Regions from separate parts of the Homo sapiens genome. Here region 1 is linked to region 2. Evidence: chromatin contacts called from ENCODE Hi-C data. All regions are on one chromosome and are shown on one strand. Each heading gives the region's core, a stretch centred on a gene start or an enhancer-like site at or near the end of the contact. The rest is flanking DNA. Distances are from core to core; before and after follow the strand shown. Region 1 overlaps TWIST2 (twist family bHLH transcription factor 2). Region 2 has its middle 42 kb from the start of LINC01107.

Region 1 (4,385 bases), core at 1,840-4,339, 270 kb after region 2:
CATGAGCACGATATTCACATTCGTAGCACAGCACACTTGCTTTTCCTGGGGGATGCTCTGCTCTCCTTTCCGGCCACTTCTGCTTCGTGGTAACTAAATTGGAGGCTCTACCATGTCCAGCCTGTGCTCTGTATGCCTGGGGGGACACTGGAGCCAGCGCCCAGTGAGTGTAGGGTAACTAGAAAGGGCACCTCCATCACTGATTTTCCAACTGACTTTCAGAGACACCATCTGGATGCTCTGAGGCAAGTCGGCACCCTTAGGCGCCCGGTGGGGGTAGTGTTCCGCCCTTGTCTCCTCCACTCCTCCTCCCTATCTCTATCTCACTATCCCTGAAGGTGAGACCGTGGTGTCAGAGAATGCACTGAGTCAGCGTCCCTTTTAGCACACCTGCCACCACCTGACTAACAGCAAAGCCAGGCTTCCTGGTGAATCCCGTTACAGCCGTCCCGTTTATCCATGGTTTCGCTTTTCGAAGTTTCAATTACAGACAGTCAACCACAGTCCAAAGTTATTAAATGGAAAATTCCAGAAGAAAAATTGATACATTTTAAATTGCACACCATTCTGAGTATCTTGATGAAATCTCGAGCTGTCCCGCTCCATCCCCCCAGTCTCTGGGTCATCAGACAGAAAACACATACAGTATATATAGGGTTCCGTACCATCCTTGGGATCGAGCATCCGCTGGGGGTCTTGGTGTGTATCCCTGTGGATAAGGGGGCCTACTATAATTTCATCCCACTGAGGTGCCATGGCCCAGGCCAGCAGGGACAGTCACAGCTGTGGACGGAACACCACAACCACACGTGGACGGAACACAGCGGGACATCAGGCCAGTGTCTTACAGGTGGCAGTGGTGAACATCCAGTGAGCTGAAGTGGTGTTTACTAATGCAGGCCTTTCCGACCATCTGCTTCCAAAAGCTGACCATTCCAAGTCCAGCAATCATAAATAAAATAGCAAAATAATAACTCACTAAATTAAAATTGTAAACTTTTATATACCAAAAAACTATGACAATCAAAAATTTTAGAAGAACCAGGAAGAAAATATTTACAATCTGTTTTGCAATGGGTTAATGTTCTTACTAGAAAAAGGGCCTTTAAAAAATTTAAAAAGACAATTACCCCATATGGGCAAAAAATATGAATTCATAAAAGGAGAAATTCAGTTGGTCAATAAACGCGTGAAGTGTTGAACTTCAACAATAATCTAAGGAATTAGAAATAAAACAGAAGGATATTATTTTTTATTAAATTGGAAAAAATACATAATTATAAACCCCAGTATTGAGGAAGGTGGGGGAACCAGGCCATCCTATTTGCCAGAGGGAAGAAAAGCTGCACAAGCTTTCTAAAGGAATTTTGATGGTAGGTAAGAAAAGATCTAGGACTGGAAATACCCTTTGCATGAACAATTCCACTTCTAGGAATTATCTTAAGTGAATAATGGCAGAGCTGCCGAGCAACAAAGAAATTCATATCAGCTTCATTAATATTGGCGACAAAATTAAAATGTCCTGGGAAATAGGTGGGATAAACTCTGCTTGGTCCATATGCTGGAACACTATGCAGTCAGCAAATGTGTGTTGTAAGTGGATGTTTAATAAAGTGACGGCCATGATTGTAGGATGGAGCAGTTCATACGATCTCAGGTTGGAAGATCAAAGTGTGTGTGTGCATGCACGGGTGTGTTTGTCTGGAGAGACAGTGGCAAGAATGAATGTCTCTGGACCAAAAGTTGATGAAAGAGCTTCCTTTCCTTCTTATGTTTTTTTTTTTTTAATTTCTAGATTTTCTACAGATGCCCTGTATTACTTCTGCAATTTGAGAACACAAATCCAGAGGTGCCCAGTGCTTTGTAAAGATAGTGTGGCAGGCACATGCTGACCGACCCTCCCTCCAGAGAAGGGCAACTACTCCCAGTCCCATCATAAGGTGGTGCAGTGAAAATACAGCTGCCATCCACATAGGAATGCCCTCACCGCAACCCCCACTCGGTGTTAGGACTTAGGTACTTGCTGAAGTAATACAAAAGAGTGGCCTTCAGAATATATTTTTGTATCTTCTGCAATCTACATTAAAGATGCCCGTCCATCATTTTCAGAAGAGGCCTTTCGTGTTAGGATAATTCAGAAGGATGCACCCGGAATGTACCAGCGCGGCTCCCTGATGGAGCTGGCGACGTCCTTTGGCAGTGAGGGCTGTGCGGTTTCAGCTCTCCTGGCTGGCCTTTACCCGCTGGGCAGTTCCCAAATGGCGCTTCATGATGGGACTGGCGCTCATCCTCACACTGTTAGTGTTAGCATCCTCATTTCTTCTGCCTTTTTTTCACTCCTCTCTACGTAGTTGGGGATATCTGTTGTTAACCATAAACCACTTCAGCTTTGGGGAAGCAAGTGGGAAAAAACCTCAATGAACCCCTTAGCTGTTCCCCGAACCCAAATTGAGAAGAGGTGCTTTGACCCCGACTCACTCAGTGGAGCTAGAAAAAGCCCTTTCTTAGCTACTAGAGACGTTTTATTCACTTTTTACCAGGATCAAAAATGAAAACCACGTGTCCCCCTGGCCTTGTATGATGAATGACAAATGTGTGGGACTGAGGAGAGGTCGGCCGTAGAGTAGGTCTACCCCCTATCCTGGGGGCATCCCTGTGTGCCAGCTTCTCCAGAACCTACAGGGAGGAAGCACCAGGCGGCACCTCCCCAGAGGCTGGAGACCAACCAGGCACAGAATCTCTCATTTCCTTTCAGATTCTTCGCCATAATCTAATTTTCGTTAAGCCTGTCTTCCTTTACACCCTGGGCTACATTTGACGCATATTTCTGGCAAATTCTGGGACCACCTTTGCCAGATGACCAAATCCTTTTCGGAGAGATGACTGAAATATTTGTAAGTTTCCATCAGCATGGGGGGAAGGGGCTGGAGGTGAGGGGGGACCTCTCGGGCTGTGCCGTGGTATCCTCTCTTCTCCACATTACACCCCAAGCACGCGACTGTGAGCGGCGATCGGGGCCTGATCCTCAGTTCGAAGACACAGATGCTCACTGCTGTAGAGACATAAAGAAACCAAGAGGTTAACTGCCAGGGTTAGTCCCCTCCGCGGGCCTCCTGCATGAATCAGAGCCGACTGGGAGCAGGAGTGACTCAGAGCCGTGGCTTTTTGTCCTCTGGCTGTGCAAATAAACAGAGCAGGAAGGTTTGAATGGGCCAGGCCTGGAGCAGAGTGCAGGGTTGGAGGCGGCTCCCAGTTCCAAGGCGCGCCCCACCCGGCCCCCAGGCCAGGTCAGCCTGGGGAGGGGAGAACTAAGGGCACCAGGCAGCCCACCCGGCCCGGCCAAGACCAGCAGGACAGGGGCCCAGAGGCTGGTACCCTCCGAGGTGCGGGAGAAGAGGAGGTGGGAGGGTGCGGGGCCGTGGCTTGCTCTGTGGGGACACTGCCCTGGGGTCCACCCTGCCGCGGGGTCCACTTGGTATAGGCACCCACCAGGCCTGCACCCTACCCTGGGAAACACCTGTGGGGCTGTCCCCTTCTCTGAGCATCTGTGAGGGGTTTTCCTCTCCTTAGGGACCCCTGGAAGGTCCAGAGTGCAGGGTGTGTGGCCAGGCCAGGCCTGGAGATCCGCCAGGAGCAGAGAGCTCCGGAAGGCCTGCCGGGAGGACCTGGAGGATGCATCTACTGCCAGGCTCGGTGGGCCTGGCCACCCGAGGGGCCTCTTCTCTCCCCCTGCAAACTGACATAAAGGGTTTGAGAAACGATGGCAAAGCCACACGGGGTCACTCCACTCGTTGAAAGTCCACCCAGCAAGCATGCAAGCACTGGGCAAGCAAAATTATTTTCATCCTCAGAATGGTCCAGTGAGCTGGGTGCTTTCACCCCCATTTCACAGCAGGGGAAACTGAGGGACCTACGTAACTCCTCAGCTGAGAGCATAGACAGAGCTGTGGGCAGAGCCAGGAAGCAAACCCAGCCAGTCCAATTATCTAAAAAATGAGATTTTTCCCTCCATGCCAAGTATGGCCCCATCCTACTGAGTCGGGTCATTATGTCAGGGCTCTCTGCTTTAAACGACGGCGCACAGGGACCTCCCCATGCAGCAGGGAGTACCCCGGAGAGTGAGGGGGGCCTGGATCCAGCCGGGCACCTGTTGGCGTTCCTACACCCCTGCAGTCTGCTCTCAGGTGCTCCTGTGTTGGGAGCAAGGCCTGAGGCGCTCGTGTCAGGATTCCCTGCGGGAGATCGGGTAGCTTCAGCCTGGGCACAGAAGCCTCTGGGTCCAGAAGTGAGCAGATCAAACCCCTGCCCTACTCACGTCACCCACCTGGCGTCTCCTGGCTTTGGGTGGCCCAGCCACATGCCTGCAGGTTGAGTCTTTGAATTTG
Region 2 (4,479 bases), core at 1,281-3,780:
TGTTGGCTTGCTCTTGAATTCTTCCCTGAATGAAGCCAAGAACCAACTCAGGCTGAGCCCCCGTTTTTGGGTTTGCCTGCATCACCTGCAGTGGAGATGGTTGGTTGTTTACCAAAATCATTTCTCCCTTCTCTCTGGACATACTGCTGGACTACATTTCCCATCCAACATGACAGGTGGGCACGGCCTGACGACTGGATTGTCCAACAAAACACAGAAAGTGTAGACAAGAGAACAGCAGAAAGTGACGCCTGCAGCCACAGAGATGTGCTCCCAGTCTCCCTCTTTTCTGACTGCTGGGGGTGCACACCACAGCGAGGCCCAAGGGCTGTGATGGAGGCCTAGGATGGAAGGTGGCTGGTCCCTGAATTACTTCTAGGAGAGGCACCATCTGCTGAGCAGGAACCCCTGCCTGGGACAGTTGCAAGAACAAGAAATCAGCTCCTTTTGTGCCAGAACCAGTATGCATGTTGAGGTCCAATCCTACAGTTAGTGATGTGGTAACAGAAATGAGCTTTGTGCTTCCATGCCCTGGGCAACTGCAGGCAGCTGAGGCCCCCATCTGCAGGTGGTCTCTGCAGGCAGAGGGTTTCTGGTGAAGGGCCCTATGGGGTTTCTGATGAGGGCCCCACAGAAACCAGAATCTCTTCCCTGCTGCTTATTTCAAATTCTGCTCGGTTGTCCCTTCCAGGCCAGGCGGGTAATCTTGCTTGTGGCCACACTCCTCTTCCTGGGACCTGAGCCTGCCCTCCTGCTCCTGAGTAGTTCATTGTGATGCTGTCTGCTGTGGCTGTGGAGTGCTACGCGCTGGCCAGCCTGAGGGCGACCTGTACCGCCTTGGCCAAACCCTTTACCCCACTGAGAGATACCTCCCTCATCTGCAGCGAGAGTCCCTACCTTGTAGGGCAGTGTGAAGGATGTCCTGAGATGGTCAGGACTTAGCACCCTGTAAGCACAAGAGCTGTTCTTGGTGGCGTTATGATCACACCCACAGATAGGGCCTCAGGCAGGCCTCAGTGTCCTCCTGGCTGGCCACGTGCTACGGATGTCCCCATGCACTTGATGTGTCAGCAGCAGAAGGACCTTCAGGAGGAGGCAACGATGGGATGAGACGAGGCTCAAAGGAGGATGTTGCCGCGCAGAGACGTTTCGGGAATATGAGGCAGGTCACCACCTATGATTCTTGTGGTAGTGGAGGAATGGTGGCGGCTGTCATTGTGACACCCACTTTAGAGACAGGAAACTGAGCTTCAGAGAGGGGGAGTCCAGGCCCCACAGCACACAGCCAGGAAAGGGCCGGGCAGAAGGGGCTTTGGGTTTTAACCTAACTCACCCCGACTGCCTGCTTCTTCACCCAGCCATCATGGAACGTCTCTGTGCCTCTTCCCTGCTCTCGTGGAGGCCTGGGTCAGGCAGCTGCCCAGAGGCAGACGTGCACTGTGACCCTAGAAGACTGTTCCAGACAGGCCAGCCCAGGCAGAGACAAAACAGGGACCTGCTCCTCATTGGTGTCACGACCAAATGCAGGGGATTTGCTAAGGGAGGCGCAGCCATGAATTGGGAGCCAGCTTCGTGCTCTGCCACTCCTTCTTGCTAATCCCTCGAAAATCCAATCAGAGCTGTTTCCCTCCATGAAACCAACTGGACACAGCACATACTGGCCGGACCTCTGCCAGCATGGAGTGGATCTTTTTTCTGTTTAAAGAACCAGGTTTCAAATGTTCTTAATAAAACGTTTATATATATCATGCAGGGTGCAAATAAATATTTTAATATAATTGGAAGAATGTAGAGAATTGTAAAAAGTTATGGAAGTTTTACTTCTGATTGGCCAAGACTCAATAAACTCTGGTTTGATGTACTCTAATTTATAGGCGTGCAAAGCCAACTCTTTGGCATCAGAGAGGCCGTTAACGTTGTAATGATGTTTAAACGCTGACAAATGAGCTGCTTGGGCGGCACCTTCAGCCCTGAGAATGGAACTGTTGGAGCTGGAGGACTTGCCTGTCCCCAGCTTTCTCCCTTCCTCCCGTGCTGGTGGAGCAGGTTAAGGGCAGGAGGACTGTTCATTGGGGCGACTGCTCCCCATCGGTTGAGGGGAGGGCACAAAGGGGACCCATGGCTTCTTTTTCACTGTTGTCCCTAATTATGGTCTTTCTCATTAAAATAACAAGGACCATTTCTGCTAGAAACGCTGACACATGTTTTTACTTTTCTGGGCCGATGGAAACCACATGTAGAATCCATTCCTTCCTTTTTTCCCTCCAAAATGCAAATGGAAGAGCTGGTCCAGGGGGTCCCCGGTTGCCCAGCCCTGAACAGAGGCTTGGGGAAGCCCCCTACTCCCACGCCAAGACGTGACTTGCGCTTCTCTGGGCACTTTGTGCCAGCCCTACCAGGGAGTGCTGCCCCGCTCCCCAGGTCTCCCTCTGCTTGCTGGCACTGGGCACTCCCAGCAGGCATAACCCGAGCAGAGCTGAGTGGTTATTTATAAACTCTCTTGAATGCCAAAGCGCCAGGAACAATCCATTCCCCCCGTTTGCAGGAACATACTTTCAGCATAACTCATCACTTTGAAGATGGGTCCAAACTTTTGTTCACATTTATTGACAGGAAGTTGTTTTTCAAAGCTCAAGTCAGCAGGCAGGCCCCGGGCCAAGAGGCTCCGCCACCTCAAGCTGGCGCGGCTCTGAGGGCCCATAAATTGTGTTAGCCTCCCACCCACCCCTCTCTCTCCCTTTTTCCGCTAGAATTTGCCCAGAGGTTGAACATTACGTTTTCCCTTTGTAAAGTTTCTTCTTAAACTTTTTCTTTCTTTCTTTTTTTTTTTTTTAAGAGAAAATCACCTATTGGAAGTGTTAAGAGGTTCTTTTCCTCTCTGAAATTCTAACCCTTTATGGTGCTCTTGAACTTCCTCTTTCCCGCATAAGCCACTCTGAGCCCTCCTTACTGCATGAAATTTCTCGGCCAAGGGTCCTCCTTCTCATCCCCCTACTTGAGCCTTGAAGCAAGAATGTCCTCCCGGGCTCTAAGAGCTCTGCCTCTCCCCAGGCCTCTCTCCCCTCAACTGGGAATCAGGAATCCTAGGGCAGGTTGTCCCAAGGCCTGGAGGGGCCATCAGGCAGGAGGACTCAGTGATGTGGGGTCTCCTGTGGCTTCTTAGCTCTCTACTCACCCCACACATTTACCCTTTGGGGCTGACCTGGGTGTCCATGACTTATAGATCTAATCCTCCCCCAACATCCCACTAATGTTCCCAAATTGTCCCGCCCCCAGTGGGACCCCTCCATTCCCCTTTAAATAGACTCTTCTCCCTACAGCCCTGAGCTCTTCCAGTTACCCCAACCAGGGACCTGGGGGTCATCCCAGACCTCTCCCAGATTCCTGCCCCTGGTTGGGCACTGAGTCCTAAGTGTTTCTGTACCAAATTTGTCTTCCTACCCCTTCACCACTGCCTGGTTTCAGGCCCTGCTCCATTTTCGGGGTCACTCCCAGACCTCGGCAGGCCAACTTCTCTGTGTCCCAGATGCCTTTTCTGTAAATCGGGGCAATGTCAGTGCCCACCCCACTGCGTGGTGGCAAGCATTTCATGGGCTCATGTTTGCAAAGCACGCAGGATGGCTCTGGGCATCTTAAGTGCCACAGGTTGTTCTCCTGCTGCCGCTTTTCTTGGGTCTCTGGGTCACCCTGTCACTCTGAGTCAGTCCATTCCTTATGCAGCCACCGAGAGGACCTTGAAACAATGCACAGCACATTCTGCCATGCCTGTGCTTGAACCCTGTGCCCGCTCTCAGTTCCCCGTGGGATCCCCCATCCCTGGCTCTGCCTGTCTGCCTCCTGTGCCCCGCTGTGTCCAGGGGCTCTGGCCTTTGGAGTTGGCCTTGTTCCTTTCTGTTTCTCCCCTGGTCATTCCCTCCCTCTCCTTCCCTGTGAGCCCCTCTGGAAGGTGTTCCTGACCCTCCACTGTCCCTTCTACCCTGTCCTGGCTCAGAGGCCCTTGCCTACCCCCACACAGGCGTGCCGTGTACTCTGCCACGAAAGCTGCAATTCTTTCTCACGATCTCTGTGTTTTCCTGCGTTTGGAGACAGGGTCTGTGCCTCAGGGATCTCTGGGCCCACGGTGCCCAGCACAGATTATGGGCATAGTAAATAAATGCTCATCTAAAACGTGTGAATGACAAAGACCAGGAGACAGACCATGGCGCATGCGTGAGTTAGGAATTTCCCCCATGACGTCACCTCTTTGACTATTCTGATTTTGTCTAGTGATGGGTCAATCCATTTTTTGGTTTTTAACCTTGACAAGAGCCCAAATACCAAAATGAACTGTCTCTGTGTACTGATATCATGTGAAACTTTTCAAACCCAGGAAGCATTGGAAGCTCACACTTTTAGTGGGACCAGGGAGGAGAAGGGAGAGAGGGACATGAGGGAAAAAGGTGAATGGGTCCATTTTGTCTTGGAAGAAATAGGAAACGC

The links. Hi-C counts contacts between places; a loop is a spot of excess contacts on that map. Pooled maps may share reads with other maps.
Region 1: a map of ascending aorta shows a loop between it and region 2 (1.9-fold over the local background). The contact joins two enhancer-like sites. A Hi-C loop is called at or near these places in 2 of 168 maps with a recorded cell type or tissue (ascending aorta and endothelial cell of umbilical vein) and 4 of 50 pooled maps.

Annotation. Positions count from the first base shown.
Region 1 is chr2:238,861,267-238,865,651 of GRCh38, forward strand. The region is part of intron 1 of TWIST2 (twist family bHLH transcription factor 2); the gene reads left to right. Among named protein-coding and RNA genes, the nearest start is that of TWIST2, 15 kb to the left of the region's middle. RefSeq lists enhancers at 2,942-3,236, 3,506-4,123. Within about 2 kb of position 3,090, at least 20 of the 41 ENCODE cell types and tissues checked have a DNase peak (open chromatin) inside an H3K27ac peak, as active enhancers do; they include ascending aorta, where a contact is called at or near this core.
Region 2 is chr2:238,594,766-238,599,244 of GRCh38, forward strand. No RefSeq gene overlaps it. Among named protein-coding and RNA genes, the nearest start is that of LINC01107, 42 kb to the left of the region's middle. Within about 2 kb of position 2,531, at least 18 of the 41 ENCODE cell types and tissues checked have a DNase peak (open chromatin) inside an H3K27ac peak, as active enhancers do; they include ascending aorta, where a contact is called at or near this core.